Linked DNA regions of Homo sapiens: region 2 is linked to region 1. A link is an interaction called in ENCODE POLR2A ChIA-PET data of the cell type or tissue named here. Cell type or tissue: HepG2. All regions are shown on one strand. Each heading gives the region's core, and the rest is flanking DNA. Links, peaks and the distances in the headings are about the cores only. Region 1 holds the start of SLC16A11 (solute carrier family 16 member 11). Region 2 holds the start of LOC124903911 (a long non-coding RNA gene).

The links. ChIA-PET counts read pairs that join two places held together with the same protein. Peaks named below come from ENCODE experiments on the same cell type or tissue, not always from the same donor. Only the 100,000 strongest peaks of a DNase experiment are listed, where the experiment ranks them.
Region 2: POLR2A ChIA-PET joins it to region 1 with 12 read pairs; 23 of 35 experiments call an interaction of 5 or more read pairs at or near these places.

What each region holds. Positions count from the first base shown.
Region 1 is chr17:7,043,974-7,053,774 of GRCh38, forward strand. It overlaps SLC16A11 (solute carrier family 16 member 11), which reads right to left and starts at 119. Exons shown (of 5, transcript NM_001370549.1): 1 at 1-119. It overlaps LOC124903909 (a long non-coding RNA gene), which reads left to right. Exons shown (of 2, transcript XR_007065598.1): 2 at 2,209-3,607. RefSeq lists enhancers at 2,808-2,877, 2,938-3,007, 3,078-3,127. In HepG2, for the core only: a CTCF peak has its summit at 1,982 (motif pointing right); DNase peaks (open chromatin) are centred at 1,978, 2,318 and 3,118; H3K4me3 peaks cover 1,308 bases.
Region 2 is chr17:7,159,959-7,169,759 of GRCh38, forward strand. LOC124903911 (a long non-coding RNA gene) reads left to right here and starts at 9,111. Exons shown (of 2, transcript XR_007065601.1): 1 at 9,111-9,227. In HepG2, for the core only: a CTCF peak has its summit at 5,329 (motif pointing left); DNase peaks (open chromatin) are centred at 5,333 and 8,063.

The DNA.
Region 1 (9,801 bases), core at 1-8,000:
GCGAGCTGAAACAGCCAATCCGGCAAGCCGCGCGTGAGGCCAGACGCCAGTCCCACGGGGATTGAATTATGTACACACACAACCCCCAGGCCCGGGGGAGGGGGGAGCGGCGAGAAATGAATGCAGAGGGGCCCTGCCCTACTCACACGCATGCACCTGCCGCCTGCTGCGCGCAGGGGAGACACGTGGATTGCAAACCCCAGCGAGCCCAGGGTCCACCGCCAACGCGTGGAAATAGGGATGGTCCCCAAAACCTGAGGGGATGAGTAGTTTTGTTCTCAGGAACGTTGCCGAGGACCAGGTAAATCTCGGATATCAATCAGATCACAGACCTCCACCAAGTGCCAGCTCTGTGCTTAGAATAACAGACCCCCAGGCCGGGCGCGGTGCAAGCCTGTAATCCCAGCACTTTGGGAGGCCGATGTGGGTGAATCACCTGACGTCAGGAGTTCGAGGCCAGCCTGACCAACATGGCGAAACACCATATCTACTAAAAATACAAAAAAAATTAGCCGGGTGTGGTGGCGGGCGCCTGTAGTCCCAGCTACTTGGGAGGCTGAGGCGGGGAATCGCTTGAACCCGGGAGGCAGAAGTTGCAGTGAGCCAAGATCATGCCACTGCACTCCAGCCTGGGTGACAGAGAAAGACTCTGTCTCAAAAATAAATAAATAAACAAAAATAAAATAAATAAAATAAAATAACAGGTCCTCAAGGACAGAGGGATGAAACACGACTCCCTCAATGTGAAGACCTGCAGTGTACCAGGCACCGTTTACACATGCTATCACTTCATCTTATGATAACCCTATGAAGAAGGTGTCGCTTTTCTTTTTTTTTTTTTTTAGATGGAGTTTCACTCTGTAGCCCAGGCTGGAGTACAGTGGCGAGATCTCGGCTCATTGCAACCTCTGCCTCCTAAGTTCAAGCCATTCTCCTGCCTCAGCCTCCTGAGTAGCTGGGATTACGGGCGCCTGCCACCACTCCCAGCTAATTTTTGTATTTTTTAGTAGAGATGGGGTTTCGCCATGTTGGCCAGGCTGGTCTGGAACTCCTGACCTCAGATGATCCGCCCACCTCGGCCTCCCAAAGTGCTGGGATTACAGGAGTGAGCCAACGCGCCTGGCCGATGTCGTGCCTCTTTTATAGATGCAGTAACTGAAGCTCTCAGGGAAAAAATGGTATGGATATTTGAATTTAGGTCTGTCCAACTGTGGACCTACAAGGAGAACAATCCCAGGACTGAAACAAAATCTGGCACAGTTAAGGGAAAGATCCTGGATACAGCTTGAAGCAAACTGCCCTGGAAAGGGTGGAACCATTGCAGGGACAGAAAACTTATGAGTCTAAAATAAGGGGTCACTGGGAATAGAAAGGATTCTTGAGATCAGAATCTCTAAACACTTAGGTTAGAATTTTATTTTTTATTATGTATGTATGTATGTATGTATGTATGTATGTATGTATGTATGTGTGTGTGTATTTATTTATAGAGACAGGGTCTTGTCCAGGCTGAAGTGTAGTACTGCCATTATGGCTCACTGCAGCCTCCACCTCCCAGGCTCAAGCAATACTCCACCTCAGCCTCCCGAGTAGCGAGGACTACAGGCTCCACACCACCATGCCTGGCTAAATTTGTTCATTTTTTTTGTAGAGAGGGGGTCACAGCATGTTGCACAGGCTGGTCTCAAGCTCCTGGACTTAAGCAATCCTTCCACCTCGGACTCCCAAAGTGCTGGGATTACAGTCTACCATGCCTGGCCAGGTTACAATTTTAAAAGCAAAGTAAAAAATCAGGTCATTGAAGCCAGGTATTGATTTTTTGAAAAACTTTATAGAAAATGTCCTTTTTTGATAGGTTGACATTCTTTACCTCAGCTCTTTGAATTCAGAGATGTGTTCTTTGGTTTAATTATTAAACAATATGATAGAACATTCAGCAACTTAAGTTTGGAGCATGCATCCATTGAGCCACATGATGGCAGTGTTTCCTAATTATTGGGAAAGAATCTGCACGTAAAGACAAGAAAAACAGCTTCTTAAGGAGCAAAACTGTAAACATAAAAGACACAGCATGACTATAGGCAATGGCTCTCCATTGCCTATAGACGGGAAAAATTACATTTCTCTATTTGTACAGGTCTTTTACAATAATCAAAGGTAGACCTAGGTTACCGTTCCAAACCATCTCCCCTCTCTCCCTTTTGCCAGCCTCCCATCAGCCACTGTCTTCTCTGCTCTGTGGACATGCCTAGCTTTTTCTCACTCCTTAATTTTTGCATATGTCATGCTCTCTGCTTGAAACGTCCTGTTGTTCATGAAGGTCCTGACAGACACACCTTAGGAAAGTGGCCCCACCGGTTTCCCCAGCCTGGAGTGCTGTTATGAAAGCCACCAGGGAGGCGGAGCCAGCAGGTCCTCAGCTACCGGGGAGGGCAGGGATCCCGCTTCCTGAGAAGGCTGCTGAAGACTCTGCTCCAAGCTAAACGAATCACTGTCTCCCCATGGTGACGCAGAAATGCAGGACAGTCAGAGCGAAGACCGGGCCCTCCGCATCTGGGAGTTGTGCTAAGTGATGCTGCGCACCTTCGCAGGATGCTTACGAAGCCAGAAGGGTATCCCAGAGCCTGGGACTAGGGCTGTGAAAGAGCACATTCCTCTTCTACCTCAGGCTCCCTATATTCTTAGCAAAACTTGTCATCTTTTGCTCACGGAGGTAAAATAGCACAGAGATTAGGAGAATGGACTCCCAAGCTAGATTTCTTGAGGTTGAATGCCAGCTCTACTGTAGGGTCTAGCCCTACGGGGCTTGGCGGGTGTTTTCCCCGTGTGCGGAGATGAGAGATTGTAACAAATAAAGACACAAGCCAAAGAGATAGAAGAAAAGACGCTGGGCCCTGGGAACCACTACCATCAAGACGCGGAGACCGGTAGTGGCCCCGAACGGCTGGTTGCGCTGATATTTATTGCATACAAGACAAGGGGGCAGGGTAAGGAGGGTGAATCTTCTAAGTGATTGACAAGGTGCAGCAAGTCACGTGATCACAGGACGGGAGGGCCCTTCCCTTTTAGGTAGCCGAAGTAGAGACAGAAGGCAGCATACGTCAGCGTTTTCTTCTATGCACTGATAAGAAAGATCAAAGACTTTAGACTTTCACTATTTCATCTACCGCTCTGTACTACGAACTTCAAAGAGGAACCAGGAGTACGGGAGGAACATGAAAGTGGACAAGGAGCGTGAGCATTGAAGCACAGCCCCACAGGGAGGGGTTTAGGCCTCCGGATGACTGCGGGGAGGCCTGGATAATATCCAGCCTTCCACAAGAAGCTGCTGGAGCAGAGTGTTCCCTGACTCCTCCAAGGAAAGGACACTCCTTTTCGCGATCTGCTAAGTGATGGGTGTCTTCCCAGGCACTAGCGTTACCGCTTGACCAAGGAGCCCTCAAGCGGCCCTTATGCGAGCGTGACAGAAGGTTCACCTCTTGCCTTCTAGGTCACTTCTCACAATGTCCCTTCATCACCTGACCCTATACCTGCCGGTTATTCGTAGGTTATATTAGTAATGCAACAAAAAGTAATATTAAAAGCTAATGATTAATAATGTCTATAATAATGATTGATAATTGTCCATGATCATCTCTATATCTCATTTGTATTATGACTATTTTTATTCTATTTTCTTTATTACACTGAAACAGTTTGTGCCTTCAGTCTCTTGCCTCGGCATCTACGTAATCTTTCGCCCACACTCTACCACTTAGTAACTATATGATTATGAGCAAGTGTGACTCAACCTCTCTGTGCCTCGGTTTCCTCATCTCTACAATGGGGGTAATAACAGTAGCTACCTGATGGGTTGTTATAAGAATTAAATGAGTCACTGTGAATACACATATAAGTAAGGAACTTAGAACAGTGCCAAAGTATACGTGTTAGAGCTCATTGCCGCTATTTTCTTTCTTTTTTTTTTTTTTTCTTTTTTTTTTGAGACAGAGTCTTGCTCTATTGCCCAGGCTGGAGTGCAGTGGTACAATCTAGGTTCACCACAACCTCTGCCTCCCAGGTTCAAGTGAATTCTCCAGCCTCAGCCTCCCAGGTAGCTGAGATTACAGGTGCCCGCCACCACACTCAGCTAATTTTTTTGTATTTTTATTAGAGACGGGGTTTCACCATATTTGCCAGGCTGGTTTTGATCTCCTGACCTTAAGTAATCCACCTACCTCAGCCTCCCTTAGTGCTGGGATTACAGGTGTGAGCCACCGCGCTCAGCCTCCATTGCCGCTATTGCTGTGAGTTGAGGAACCTGGCTGGACCTAACAGCACGGCAGCCCTTTCCCACCTGGCTACCTCTGCCCATGCCTCAAGGTCAAGGCACCACATTGCCCTGGTAAGTTCTCAGTAGAGCCACATGGGTTAGAAAATGTGAATGGCTATAAAGAGATTCAATGGAAATTTCTGCTTTTCTTCTTTCTTTTCCCTTAGCATTTTCCAAAGTTTGTGTGAAAATGCTGGTCTCCCTGCCTTAACTCTAAAAACAAAAGAGAAGGCCGGGCGCAGTGGCTCACACCTGTAATCCCAACACTTTGGGACGCCAAGGCAGGTGGATTACCTGAGGTCGGGAGTTCAAGACCAGCCTGACCAACATGAAGAAACCCCGTCTCTACTAAAAATCCAAAATTAGCCAGGCGTAGTGGCAGGCGCCTGTAATCCCAGCTACTCGGGAGGCTGAGGCAGGAGAATTGCTTGAACCTGGGAGGCAGAGGTTGCCGTGAGCCGAGATCGCGCCATTGCACTCCAGCCTGGGCAACAAGAGCAAAACTCCATCTCAAAAATAAAAATAAATAAAAAATAATAGAGAAGAAAAAAGTCAAAATAAGTTTTATTCATTCAGTCCTTCATACAAAATATTTATAGACAGCTACCGCGTGCCAGCTGCTATGCTTAGGGTTCGGGATACAAATGTGAATAAGATATAGTCTCTCCCCTCCCAGCCCCACAATCAAATCAGAGGATCATCACATAAAGAAAAGAATTCTCAGCACAAGGACGGGGACACATACACCGTAGAGTGGTGCATGGGAAGAACTGACTCATTCCTCTTAGGACTGCTGGGAGGCTTCACAGAAGAGGAGCCCCTTGGGCTGGGTCTTGAAGGATGAGTAGGAGTTTGCCAGATGGATCTGTGGGCAGGGGCGTTCCAGGCAAAGGAAGCAGCTTGTGGAAAATCACAAAGGCATGAACCAGCTTGGCACATTGTTTATTGTTTGGGGAGCTATAAATAGCCGCTGTGTGGAGAACCGAGCATGTGTAGGAGGATAATGTAGGATTAAGCTGCTGGGCAGAGGGTCCCGTCTGAAAGGCCTTGAAGGCCAGGCTAAGGATATTCCTCCAGAGGCTGATACTACTCCAAAATGTCCAATGAAGTAGCACTCACTAATACTCACTAATAATGGAAGCTGAATACAGAGGAGAGATGAGTCATGCCACAATCAGAGGCGCAAGGAGAGTTCGCCTTTTGCATGTGGGAAATTTCTTTGAAATATCTTGTTTTATGTTAAAAATTCATGCAGAATTTTTCATTCTACTTTTTTTGTTTGTTTGTTTGTTTTTGTTTTGTTTTGTTTTGTTTTTGAGACCGAGTCTCTCTCTGTTGCCCAGGCTGGAGTGCAGTGGCACAATCTCGGCTCACTGCAAGCTCGGCCTCCCGGGTTCAGGCCATTCTCCTGCCTCAGCCTCCCGAGTAGCTGGGACTACAGGCACCCACCACCACGCCCGGCTAATTTTTTGTATTTTTAGTAGAGACGGGGTTTCACTGTGTTAGCCAGGATGGTCTCGATCTCCTAACCTCGTGATCTGCCCGCCTCGGCCTCCCAAAGTGCTGGGATTACAGGCGTGAGCCACTGTGCCCAGCCCGATTTCTGGAATTCTCACACACAAAGATGCCAAAGGTGAGTGATGAATCACTGAATGAGAGAAACATTGAACAAAGGAGTCATTGAATGAGTGGACTCCGTGCCTGGTGCTCCACAGAATGCAGCAGTGGTACAGGAAAGAGTCGCAGATGGACCAAACCACGAAGGCCTGCCCATGTGGGGACAGCCCTCAAAGCAGATGCTGAGCTAGATGAAGTCTATAGGGAGATCGTAAAAGAGTGTCAAGCATGGCACATCATTTGCTTTGGGGACCACAGGATCTGGGAATGCGTCCATGTTTGCAAACTCTAAAACTGCTCTGGGGCTTTTTCATGGGAACTCCTGCCGGAGGTTCTCGGGGCCTCTGGAGTCTGCAGCCTCAGGGAAGCCCTGAACTAAGCCCCTCTATTTCCCAGCACCCCCACCAAGGGGCTCCCGCTGCAGAAGGTGGACAGGGAGGGAGGCGGGCAGGCAAGAGTGAGTGGCGTTACCCACAGGAAACATTCCTCTATTTGGGGTGCTCAGAAATATGAGGCTCTACACTGCTTGGCTCAGCTGATCTTGGGTTGTTTTTTGAGACTGATTTTCACTCTTGTTGCCCAGGCTGGAATGCAATGGCATGATCTCGGCTCACCACAATCTCAGCCTCCCGGGTTCAAGCGATTCTCCTGCCTCAGCCTCCCAAGTAGCTGGGATTACAGGCATGTGCCACCACGCCTGACTAATTTTGTATTTTTAGTAGAGATGGGGTTTCTCCATGTTGGTCAGGCTGGTCTCGAACTCCCAACCTCCAGTGATCCGCCTGCCTCAGCCTCCCAAATTGCTGGGATTACAGGCATGAGCCACTGCGCCTGGCCTGGGTTTCTAAGACCTAATAGAGCTGCCTCTCACCCCTCACCCCCCAGAATGCCCTCTTCCCTGGATCACCCAGAGACCAGGCCGTGGAAAGTCAGCGTAGATCTAAAGCCCACACCAGGGCCTGGAAAAGTGGGAGAAGCACACGACCTGCAGAGGGGATAAGGACACAAAGGTCAGGGTTTGTGGCTCAGGGCCAGGTAGCACGTCGCTGAGATGCTCTGAAATGGGGAGTGGGTCATTGAAGCAGGAGGCCAGGGGCTCCTTGTGTATCGGGAACAAGTCTGCTTGGACGACCATATCAACTGGAAGAAGGGAGATGGAGCCGAGTCTCCTGAGCCTTCCTTGTGTGGGGACTGAGACTGCGGTAGGACTTTGCTGAGTCTGAGGCTGTGGGGAAGCTGGTAATAGGGTTGAGGGGGCACAGATGAGACAGAGCTAAGGCTGGAGCTGGATTGGAGCCAAGGCCTTGGATGGGCTGGGAATCCTACCTCACATTACTCTTCTTTCTTTCTCTTTCTTTCTTTCTTTCTTTTTTTGAGACAGAGTCTCACTCTGTCACCCAGGTTGGAGTGCAGTGGCATGATCTCGGCTCACTGCAACCTCCACCTCCCAGGTTCAAGCAATTCTCCTGCCTCAGCCTCCCAAGTAGCTGGGATTATAAGAGCTCACCACCACGTCCGGCTAATTTTTGTGTTTACATTACTCCTTTCTTATACCCTCTACCAAATCTGTCTCCAGTGCCTTTTCCAATCCAGGCCTCATCCCTTCCCTCTGTCGTCACCATCCCCTTCCCACCCTATTACATGTTGGGGGTCTGGAGGACCTGATTCCTGGGTCTCTCTGGACAGCCCAGAATCCAGGACAGGGGATCAGGGACAGTAGGGGAAAGTGCCCAGCTAAAGGCTCTGCACCTGGTCTGTGTCTAAATCTCCAAACGTGTTTTATTTTGTTTTGTTTTGTTTTTTTGAGACGGAGTCTCGCTCTGTTGCCCAGGCTGGAGTGCAATGGTGTGATCTTGGCTCACTGCAACCTCTGCCTCCCGGGTTCAAGTGATTCTCCTTCCTCAGCCTCCCAAGTAGCTGGGATTACAGGTGCCCGCCACCATGCCTGGCTAATTTTTGTATTTTTAGTAGAGATGGGGTTTCACCATGTTGGCCAGGCTGGTCTCAAACTCCTGACCTCAGGTGGTCCGCCCACCTCAGCCTCCCAAAGTGTTAGGATTACAGGCGTGAGCCACCGTGCCCAGCCTAAATGTGTCTTACCTGGCATATTCTATTAACAGTCTGGGACTTTGGCCAACATCTGTATCAAAGTTGTGAGTCGTAAGCCATGGGCACTAACTCTGACTTATTTAAGGAAAGAAATGATTTATTACAGGATACTGCGTAGTTCACAAAATCACCAAGAAACCTACAGAGCCAAGATTGGCAGAAGCAGAGGCCACGAGCCTATAATGGGTTGCTAAAGCCGCTGTTATCACCACAGGACACTAGATGTCGCTGCTGGCAGCCCTCTGTGACCACTGGGCCTGGAAACAGCTGCTGCTCCTCGGACGTGTTCTCTGCTTCTGGGCCCTCAAATCTAAGTCCAGTGATCCTGACCACCGGAACCTAGGCCACGTGCTTTCATCCTAGCTGGAAGGGGTGGCAGGAAGAGTGAGAACCTAGTGCTTTCAGTGTCTATAGACAGATGGGTTCTGCCTCCCTTCAAAAATAATAAGGTGGGCCTGGGCACGCGGTGGCTCACGCCTGTAATCCCAGCACTTTGGGAGGCCGAGGCAGGTGGATCACCTGAGGTCAGGAGTTTGAGACCAGCCTGGCCAATATCGCAAAACCCCACCTCTACTAAAAGTACAAAAATTATCCAAATGTGGTGGCACGCATCTGTAATCCCAGCTACTTGGGAGGCTGAGGTGGGAGAATCGCTTGAACCAGGGAGGCAGAGGTTGCAGTGAGCTGAGATCGCGCCACTGCATTCCAGCCTGGATGATGGGGTGAGACTCCATCTCAAAAAAAAAACTAATAATAATAAGGTGGAAATTTTCTTAAAGGCTTCAGATGCAAGAAGGCCAAAAATATCCTAAAACTGTGTAAGCCCAACTAAAATGGATTATTAGAATAGGAATGAGAATCCAATCGGACCTGGTGATTTTTTTTTTTTTTTTTTTTTTTTTTTGAGATGGAGTCTCCTCTGTCGCCCAGGCTGGAGTGCAGTGGCACGATCTCGGCTTACCACAACCTCCGCCTCCCGGGTTCCAGCGATTCTCCTGCCTCAGCCTCCTGAGTAGCTGCGACTACAGGCACCCGCCACCATGCCCGGCTAATTTTTGTATTTTTAGTAGAGACGGGGTTTCACCATATTGGCCAGGCTGGTCTCGAACTCCTGACCTCGTGATCCACCCACCTCGGCCTCCCAAAGTGCTGGGATTACAGGCATGAGCCACTGTGCCCAGCCAGACCTGGTGAGTTATTAAAAGCACAGTCCCTGAGTTCCGACTCCCACCATTTCCAGGCATCTATAAAAAGGGGGCAATGCTTCAAAGGATTGTTGGTGAGACTTCAGTGAAGTAAAGCTTGGGAAGGACCCAGCACAACTCCAGGCACAGGGCAGGCGTCCTACAAATGTAGGTTCCCATCCATTTCATTCCATCCCATTTTCTAGCCACCGGTAGCCACCCTTTCATCTCTACGCCAGTCCAATTCTACTCCAAGTCACTATGCCCCTCCTGTCTGGATTTGTGAGGGGCAGTCAGACCAGAAGGGGCCAGAAGGTGATATTTGTCATCTCCCTGCTGCTATACCAACCTCTCAGCTACCTGAGTTTTTTGGGTCCCTTTGTCTGCCTTCCCAGCCTCAGCCTGAGACCTGGGCATCTGACTTGAAGGATGCAGGCTCTTAGTGGACATGGTAACCCACATCAGCCCTTAGGGCTGCAGCAGCCCTGCCTGGCCAGAGTCTCTACCTCCCCAAGGAATATCAACCAGGACCAGAAGCCAAGGCAGGAGGGGACAGGAGGTCAGATAACAGGTTTTCTG
Region 2 (9,801 bases), core at 981-8,980, 120 kb after region 1:
TTCCTCTATACTTTGTCTCTGTGTCTTATTTCTTTTCTCAGTCTCTCATCTCCACCTTGGGAGAAATACTCACAGGTGTGGAGGGGTAGGCCCCCTTCAACCTATGATATATTTTAACATCTGATAGGACAAGTCCCCTTATTATTGTTCTTTTAAATTTTTTCTGCTGGCTACTCTCACATGTTTAGTCTTCTAGATGAATTTAGGCTCATTTTGTCCAATTGCAAAAATACATTGCCCAGGAATTTTCATTTGCATAACCTTGAATTTATAGCTCAATCTAGGGAAACTTGACATCATAGCAATATGGAGACGTCATAGTCAAGTTGACTATATGAAGTATTTTTATGGCCTTCATTATAGTTGTTTTTTTGTTTTGTTTTTTTTTTTTGAGATGGAGTCTCGCTCTGTCGCCCAGGCTGGAGTGCAGTGGCGCCATCACTGCAAGCTCCGCCTCCCGGATTCGTGCCATTCTCCTGCCTCAGCCTCCCGAGTAGCTGGGACTACAGGCGCCCGCCACCACGCCTGGCTATTTTTTAAAATATTTTTAGTAGAGATGGGGTTTCACCGTGTTAGCCAGGATGGTCTCGATCTCCTGACCTCGTGATCCGCCCGCCTCGGCCTTCTAAAGTGCTGGGATTACAGGCGTGAGCCACCGCGCCCGGCCCATTAGAGTGTTATGGTTGTTCTCATCCACATCTCACACGTTTCTTCAGTTCATTCTTGGGTGTTTTATGGTTTGGTTGCTATTGTGCATTCCCAGATTCTTACTGGAGATTGGGTGTGGGGTCTTACAGTAGGCACCTCTGGTGTCCCACGTTGCACCCCCTTGACCCGCTGATTTCAGCCACAACAAAAGTAGACAGTTCCATCAGAACTCAACCAGGTCCTTGTGCTGAAAATACCCCTCCTCAAGCATGAGCCACACTCTCTGCCCCAGGGCTTTCTCTAGCACCAATAGAAGCTTGCTCAGCCAATACAGCACAGCTCAGACCTGCTGGGGAGTTCATGCCCACGGGGAATGGAAGCTGGTGGGTAAATCCTCCAGCCACCCCTCCTTCAGATCAACCATTCTGTATGCTTGGAGATGCTGGTGAGCCCCATCACCCAAAATGTGCAGCAGCCTTGACAATGCACCCCGATTGGGCTTGCCTCCTTCCCCGTCTCACTCCCTCCTCTTTTTCACTCCTGCTTTCTGGGATCAGCTCCCAAGAAAACTATCTTCCTCAAGTCCTTCTCTCAGGCTCTGCTTTTGGGAGACACCCAAACTAAGGCAGACCTCCTATGGGATTCTGGCTCATAGTGAGGCAATTGAGTTTTATAGGAGAATCACTTGAACCAGTTGGTTTCCCCATTGCCAAGAAATATCACACTCACTCTACATAGCTGTTGAGCAGAGCTGGGACCAGTCTGGCCTGGAGTAGACACACACCGCCCCCCCCACCCCACACACACACACACACGGGTCCTGCTGTAACCCTGCATTCTTCAGCCTTAGGTGTGGAACCTCTCTCTAATACCTCTAAGAAGCTTGTAACTCCTTCAAAGTACTGCAGTGTCCCCCTATCTGCCTCACCACAAATTCAGACTCCTCCCTTTATCCCCCAAGCACAGTTAACTTGAAGCAATAAAGAAGAAGATTCGGGCCAGGCCCAGTGGTTCGCACCTGTAATTCCAGAACTTTGGGAGGCCAAGGCGGGCGGATCACCTGAGGTCAGGAGTTCAAGACCAGCCTGGCCAACACGGTGAAACCGTGTCTCTACTAAAAATACAAAAAATTAGCCAGGCGTGGTGGCAGGCGCCTGTAATCCCAGCCACTCGGGAGGCTGAGGCAGGAGAATTGCTTGAACCTGGGAGGCGGAGGTTGCAGTGAGCCGAGATTGAGCCACTGCACTCCAGCCTGGGCGACAGAGTGGAACTCCATCTCAAAAAAAAAAAAAAAAAAAATTCTTACACATGACCTCCCAACTATTTCTACAAATTTGCATCATACACTCAAGACTCAATGTTCTGGGAGAGATTGCCAGGTGGGTGATACCCATGGCACATGCCACCCCCCTCCTGCTACACTGGGGGGTGGGGGAGAGATGAAGAATTCGGTTCTGTGGCTACTGGTGCCCCCTGAAGTATGCACATTATAAGGGGCTCTCTAAAATACAAATCATGAATGTTTACTATAATATTCTTTGCCCATTTCTCCAATGGGTTGTTGTTGTTTTTTTCTTGTCATTGTGTAGGGGTTCTTTATAGTCTGGATATTAATTAACTGTTATAAATATTGCAAATATTTCATCTAAGTCTATTGCTTTTTTTTTTTTTTTTTTTTAGACAGGGTCTCACTCTGTTGCCCAGGCTGGAGTGCAGTGGTGCAATCACGGCTCACTGCAGCTTTGACATTTCTTGGCTCAGGTGATCCTCCCACCTCAGCCTCCAGAGTAGCTGGGACTACAAGCACACGCCACCACGCCCAACTAATTTTTGTATTTCTTGCAGAGACAGGGTTGTTGCCCAGGCTGGTCTCGAACTCCTGAGCTCAAGTGATCTCCCTGCCTCAGCCTCCCAAAGTACTAGGATTACAGGCGTGAGCCACTGCACCTGGCCCCTCTTTTTTTTGTTTCTTACCATTTTTTTTCGTTGTTGAAGAAAGCATAAGTTGGCTGTAAAATCTTCCGCCTTCTGGATCTGACGGCATGCATGCCTGTGTGGATGTTCCCCTCCCACTGCATTTCCAATAAGCTGGTAGTTACTGCTAACCAGATTCAGTTCAAGGTTCTCTGACAACAACGTCGCGCAGGCGGTGCTGTGGCGTCCCTACCGCATCACAATAGTAAGTACATAGTGTCCGCAAATGTACAAAAACTGACCTCCTCCTTCCTCATCTTTTTATTCTGATTTTCTTCTCAGGATCGACCTTCAGAACTACTGTGACAATGAGTTCCTTCTCTTGATCCTGTGTTTAGTGGAAATATTTATCATCTCTCTCCATTAAGGGTGATGTCAGGTGTGGGAGTTGAGATGCACCTATGCGTTGCTCCTGCTGGACAGTGGTGAGGTGTGACTTGCTCCCATCCTCAGTTCCAGGCGCGCTCTCGGCCTCCATATGTTCAAGGCCCTTCCTTATTTTCATGTTTCCTCTTCATCCTCATTGCACCCTTGAATTCCCCTCCCTTCCTTAAGAACCCACTTGAGGCCAGGCACAGTGACTCATGCCTGTAATCTCAGCACATTAGGAGGCCAAGGTGGGAGGATCACCTGAGGTCAGGAGTTCGAGACCAGCCTGGACAACATGGCAAAACCCCATCCCTACTAAAAATACAAAATTAGCCGGGCGTGGTGGCAGGCACCTGTAAACCCAGCTACTCAGAAGGCTGAGGCAGGAGAATCACTTGAATCCAGGAGGCAGAGGTTGCAGTGAGCCAAGATCACGCCATTGCACTCCAGCCTGGGCAACAAGAGTAAAACTCTGTCTCAAAAAAAAAAAAAAAAAAAAAAAAAATCCATTTGAATAGGTTTGATGTATGTCCTTGAAAATAGCTGGATCCTGGAAAATTACAAAGTGGAGTTGTGTGCATAGGCTTTTGACATTAATCAATGTTGTCGTGTTCTAAACTGCATTCTGTTTTCTACTTCTCATTTAATGCTGATATTAGGTCTATTCATGTTGTTCTGTGTATATCTAGTCACTGTTTTTTGTTTTTGTTTTTTTTCGAGACGGAGTCTCACTCACTCTGTCACCCAGGCTGGAGTGCTCTGCCTCAGGCTTCCAAATAGCTAGGACTACAGGCTCCTGCCACCATGCCCGGCTGATTTTTTGTATTTTTAGTAGAGACGGGGTTTCCCCATATTGGTGAGGCTGGTCTCGAACTCCCAACCTCAGGTGATCCGCCTGCCTTGGCCTCCCAAAGTGCTGGGATTACAGGCGAGTCCTAAATGCTGGATAGTAGCCCATCAGACATGTTTCCCGCATTCTGCTCTCAGTAGGCACCCAGGCTGCCTCCAGCTCCTTGCTACCCAAACAGCACTGCAGTGAACATCTTCACAGTGCCCCATAATGGACCTGTCAGAGATTCTCTCTGGTGTATGTATCTGGAAGTAGGATTTTCAGGGATCATCTTTTTTTTTTTTTCGAGACGGAGTTTCACTCTTGTCACCCAGACTGGAGTGCAATGGCACAATCTTGGCTCACTGCAATCTCTGCTTCCTGGGTTCAAGCGATTCTCCTGTCTCAGCCTCCCAAGTGGCAAGGATTACAGGTGCCCGCCCCCAAGTCCAGCTAATTTTTGTTGTTACTGTTGTATTTTTAGTAGAGACGGGGTTTCACTGTGTTGACCAGGCTGGTCTAGAACTCTTGACCTGAAGTGATCCACCCACCTCGGCCTCCCAAAGTGCTGGGATTACAGGCATGAGCCACCATGCCCGGCCGATAATATGCATTTTTTTTTTTTTTTAGACAAAGTCTCCCTCTGTTGCCCAGGCTGGAGTGCAATGGCTCGATCTCGGCTCACTGCAACCTCCACCTCCCGAATTCAAGCGATTCTACTGCCTCAGCCTCCTGAGTAGCTGGGATTACAGGCGCACGCCACCATGCCCGGCTTATTTTGGTATTTTTAGTAGAGACAGGATTTCATCATGTTGGTCAGGCTGGTCTCGAACTCCTGACCTCATGATTCACCCGCCTCGGCCTCCCAAAGTGCTGGGATTACAGGCGTGAGCCATCGTGCCCGTCCTGATACTATGTATTCTTAATTCCAGTAAATATCTTGCAGAATGGCTATTCCAATTTATCCTCCCATCAGCAGCTTCTCCCACAACCTTGGCAGCAATTGACTTCCTCTTAATGTTTGTCAATTGGATGGGTGTAAACAGATGGCTCACTCGTGTTTGATTTCTCTAGTTAGTCACTAGTGATTGTAAACATGTCTTCATATGCACATTAGAACCCCAGGCTTCCTCATCTGTGAACTGCTTGTTTATACCTGATGCCACTTTTCCAATAGGTTTCCTGTGTATTTCTTCATCTTGGTCTCCTTCTGTGTTGAATGTCTTCCATTTGTCCTTCCAGATCCACACTCTATCCTTCTCCATGTTGTTCTGTGGCCTGGGAGGCTGAGCTGTATGACTGCATCAAATCGCTCCCTTGCCATCTGGCTTCCAGCCCTCTTCCAGGAAGAGAGGGAAGTGAGGATATTAACTCCCCGGCCCCTCCCTGTAGAGTGGCTGTGGGTTAGCTGCCCCCTGCAACTGAGTATCACAGCTCCTGTTGGGAGGCCCTCTCCCTGCGGTCCTGGAGGTGGTAACAGCTCCCCACTCTGGGATGCCTAGGTTCTTGCTCCATCTTGTGGCTTCCCTAAGCCTGTTCACACCTTTGCAGAGAGTCCCTATATTATGAAATCTTGCACTTACCCATTTTTGGGTGTGCCATCTGTTGCTTGCTGGGAGCCTACCTGATACATTGCTGTTGAACTGAAATTTATCATTTTCATGCAATTTCACAAATTTTTTTTGGCTTTTTGGAATGTGCTTCGGAGGCCTTATTTAACAAGCTCTTCAGCCGGGCGCGATGGCTCACACCTGTAATCCCAGCACTTTGGGAGGCCAAGGTGGGTGGATCATGAGGTCAGGAGATGGAGACCAGCCTGGCCAACAGGGTGAAACCCCGTCTCTACTAAAATTCGAAAAATTAGCTGGGCGTGGTGGCGCATGCCTGTATTCCCAGCTACTCAGGAGGCTAAGAAGGGGAATTGCTTGAACCTGGGAGGCAGAGGTTGCAGTGAGCCAAGATCACGCCACTGCTCTCCAGCCTGACGACAGAGCAAGACTCTGTCTCAAAAAAAAAAAAAAGAAGAAGAAGAAACCCTTCTATACTCTTAGTAGTATAGATTTTTCTTTCTTTCTTTTTTCCTACTAGTTCTGTAATTTTATGTTATATGTTTAGGTCTTCAATCTATCCAACATCCACCTTTGCCTGTGATGTTAGGTATGAATCCAGTTTTACTTATCTTCATAGAGTGAGCCAGTTTTCCCAATAATGTCTTTCTTCTACCAATTTGAGATGTTACCTTTATTGTATATTAAGTTCCCATGTAGGCACAGTTCTGTCTCTCGGCTCTTTATTCTATAACATTGGTTTATCCGTCTATTCTTGTATCATTACTGTGCTATTTTTATTACTATGGCTTTGTAATATATTTTAAAGTCTAATAAGGCTAGTTCCCCCTTCCTCCAATTTCTCCTTTTTTTCCCATATTGACTTTTATCTTGCCACATATATTTTTTTTAAAGTTGTTGCATTGCTTTTAAAAATCCAATTGAGGTCGGGCGCAGTGGCTCACTCCTCTAATCCCAGCACTTTGGGAGTTTGAGGCAGGTGGATCACTTGAGGTCAGGAGTTCAAGACCAGTCTGGCCAACACGGTGAAACCCCATCTCTACTAAAAATACAAAAATTAGCTGGACGTGGTGGCGGGCACCTGTACTCCCAGCTACTTGAGAGGCTGAGGCAGGAGAATCGCTTGAACCTGGAGGCGGAGGTTGCAGTGAGGTGAGATTACACCATTGTACTCCCACCTGGGTGACAGAGGGAGAATCCATCTCAAAAAGAAAATCAATTGAAATTTTATTTTTATTGCGTTGAATGTATATGTTAATTTGGAAAGAATTTAAGTTTCTTCTTGTATGTTCTTCATGTGTTATTGTGGTGATAGACTAATACACCTGCCGAAGCCTCTTATTAGGTCGAATTGTTTGTTTGTTTGTTGATGGTGTTGATTTTCTGTATAGGTGAGCATATTGTTTTATCTCTTCCTTTCCAATTCTTACAACTTTTAATGTCTTTTTCTGTCTTGTGCAGTTTGGCTACCATGCCCAGGATGATGCTGAACAGCAATAATAGCACTATAACGGAGGCTTCTAATTACCCCTAATACCAATTATCCCCTTCTTGCTACACCAGAGGTCCAGAAACATCTCCTATAAAGGGCCAGATAGCAAGTATTTTAGGCTTACCAGGTCATACAGTCTTTATCATAACTACTCAATTCTGCTGTTGCTGTGGTCATAAATGACATGTAAACAAACAGGCATGGCTGTGTTCCGATAAAACTTTATTTACAGGCCGGGATCCGTGGCTCATTCCTGTAACCCAGCACTTTGGAGGCGAAGGCGGGTAGATCACTTGAGCACAGGAGTTCAAGACCAGCCTGAGCAACATGGTGAAACCCCGTCTCTACAAAAAAATACAAAAATTAGCAGGGTATGGTGGCTTGCGCCTGTAATCCCAGCTACTTGGGAGGCTGAGGCAAGAGGATCACTTGAGCCTGGAAGGCAGAGGCTGCAGTGAGTCAAGATCCAGAGGCTGCAGTGAGTCAAGATCACGCCGCTGCACTCCAGCCTGGGCGACAGAGCCAGACCTTGTTGCAAAAAAAAAAAAAAAAAAAAAAAAAAAAAACTGGCCAGGTGTGGTGGCTCACACCTGTAATCCCAACACTTTGGGAGGCTGAGATGGGCAGATCACCTGAGGCCAGGAGTTCGAGAACAGTCTGGCGAACATGGTGAAACCCCGTCTGTACTAAAAAAAAAAAAAAAAGAAAAAATACAAAACATTAGCCGGGCATAGTGGTGCACGTCTGTAATCCCAGCTACTTGGGAGGCTGAGGCACGAGAACTGCTTGAACCTGAGAGGTAGAGGTTACAGTGAGCCGAGATTGTGCCATTGCACTTCAACCTGGGCAACGGAGAGAGACTCCGTCTCAGAAAAAAAAAAAAAAATAGAAAAAGAAAGCTTTATTTACAGAAGCAGGTGAGGGCCAAAGTTTACTGACTCCTTCTCTACAAAATAGAATCCTGTGTTTTTAGCAAGAATGTGGCCTCATGGAATAAAGTTCATTTCTCAGCCCCATTTGCAGCTATCTGTGGCCCTGGGACTAATTCTGATCAAAGAGATATAAAGTGAAGTGATGGAAGTGTCTGCATAGACAGAGAGAGAATGCGCCATTCTCCTTCCCTTTTCCCCTTTCTCTTGTCCGGAATGTGTCATAACAGGAGGGGCAGACATCTTGGAACATGTGATGGAAGCCACAGATTGAAACGATGGAGCAACAACGTAGAAACAGCTAGAGTCCAGAAAGATTTCATCATAAATCAGAGCTGAACTTTTGCTGAGTGTTTTTTCTGCATTGTGTAATTGTTTTCTTTTGTACACATTTAATCTATTTTTCTGTACTCTCTAAATCTATTATATTAACAGATTTTTCTTATGTTAAATCATCTTTGAATTCTTGGCATCTATACTACTTGAACATGTTACCTTTTTTATTTTTTATTTTTTGTTTTTTGTTTTTGTTCTTGTTTTTTGTTTTTGAGATGAGTCTGGCTCTATCGCCCAGGCTGGAGTGCAGTGGCGCGATCTCGGCTCACTGCAAGCTCTGCCTCCCGGGTTCACGCCATTCTCCTGCCTCAGCCTCCTGAGTAGCTGGGACTACAGGCACCCGCCACCACACCCGGCTAATTTTTTGTATTTTTAGTAGAGACGGGGTTTCACCATGTTAGCCAGGATGGTCTCAATCTCCTGACCTCATTATCTTCCCACCTCGGCCTCTCAAAGTGCTGGGATTACAGGCGTGAGCCACCACACCTGGCCATGTTATCTTTTTTAATGCTGCATTTGATTTGATAGGCTAATATCTGATAAAAGAATTTTAGGCCGGGCATGGTGTCTCGTGCCTGTAATCCCAATACTTGAGGGCGGATCCAAGCAGGCGGATCACTTGAGGCCAGGAGTTCGAGACCAGCTTGGCCAACATGGCAAAACCCCATCTCTACTAAAAACACAAAAATTGGCTGAGCATGGTGGCTCATGCCTGCATTCCCAGCACTTTGGGAGGCCGAGGCGGGTGGATCATAAGGTCAGGAGTTCAAGACCAGTGTAGGGAGACCCCCTAAAACTATTGCTATGGAATAAAGATGAAATGCTCCTAATTATTGTAAATACAAAATTGCATGCAGAATTGTGTAAAGACAATGCCAGGTTGGGCTGCCAGAATGAGCCAACAGCGCATGATGTGCTTCCCCCTGCAGAAAGCCTATAAACGGACATGCAGTCAGGGAGGTTTCATATCTCCCAGATTCCTATCCCAGAAAAGCAGATGTTCATAGCTCTGGGAGTGGAATGCGACCCTTGTGGAGAGCCTATAAACGGACGCATGAAGGGCACCTGTTCATATGGATAAGGTAGGGTTATAAATGCCCTTATCTTGCCACGGCTCTTCTAGGCCTCTTTAGGGTTAAGGCATACTCCCTTCTGAGAATTTTTGGTCTAACTGGTTGTCTAGCTTCACATCCTGTTTCTATGGATTGTTTGTAACCAGCTTTTGCTGCAACTGTTACTGCTGATTAATATCTTGCTAATCATAGGTTAGGGATAGACTGTGTTTCTGTTTTAAGGCTCTGTTAGAAATTGCTGACGCACACACTATATTGTATATTCTTATCTCTGTACACTGTACTTCTGCATACTGATGTTATGTTAAAGAATTACTTCATCCCCAATGTGACCATCTCACCTCATAATCAAACGACCCTAAATCCCTCACTAACCTACCCCCACCCTCACTAAACTTCATAACAAATGCTGGTATATCCAGTGCATTGGCGGCATCACAGGACCAAAAGGCGGTGACGCCCCTGGACCCAGCTTTCACTATCTTGTGTGTGTCTTTTATTTCTCAACCTGCCAATCCACCTGGGAACAAAGAAAGAGCCATTGCGGGCTGCATTGCAATGCGTTGCAACTGCGGGCTGCTGG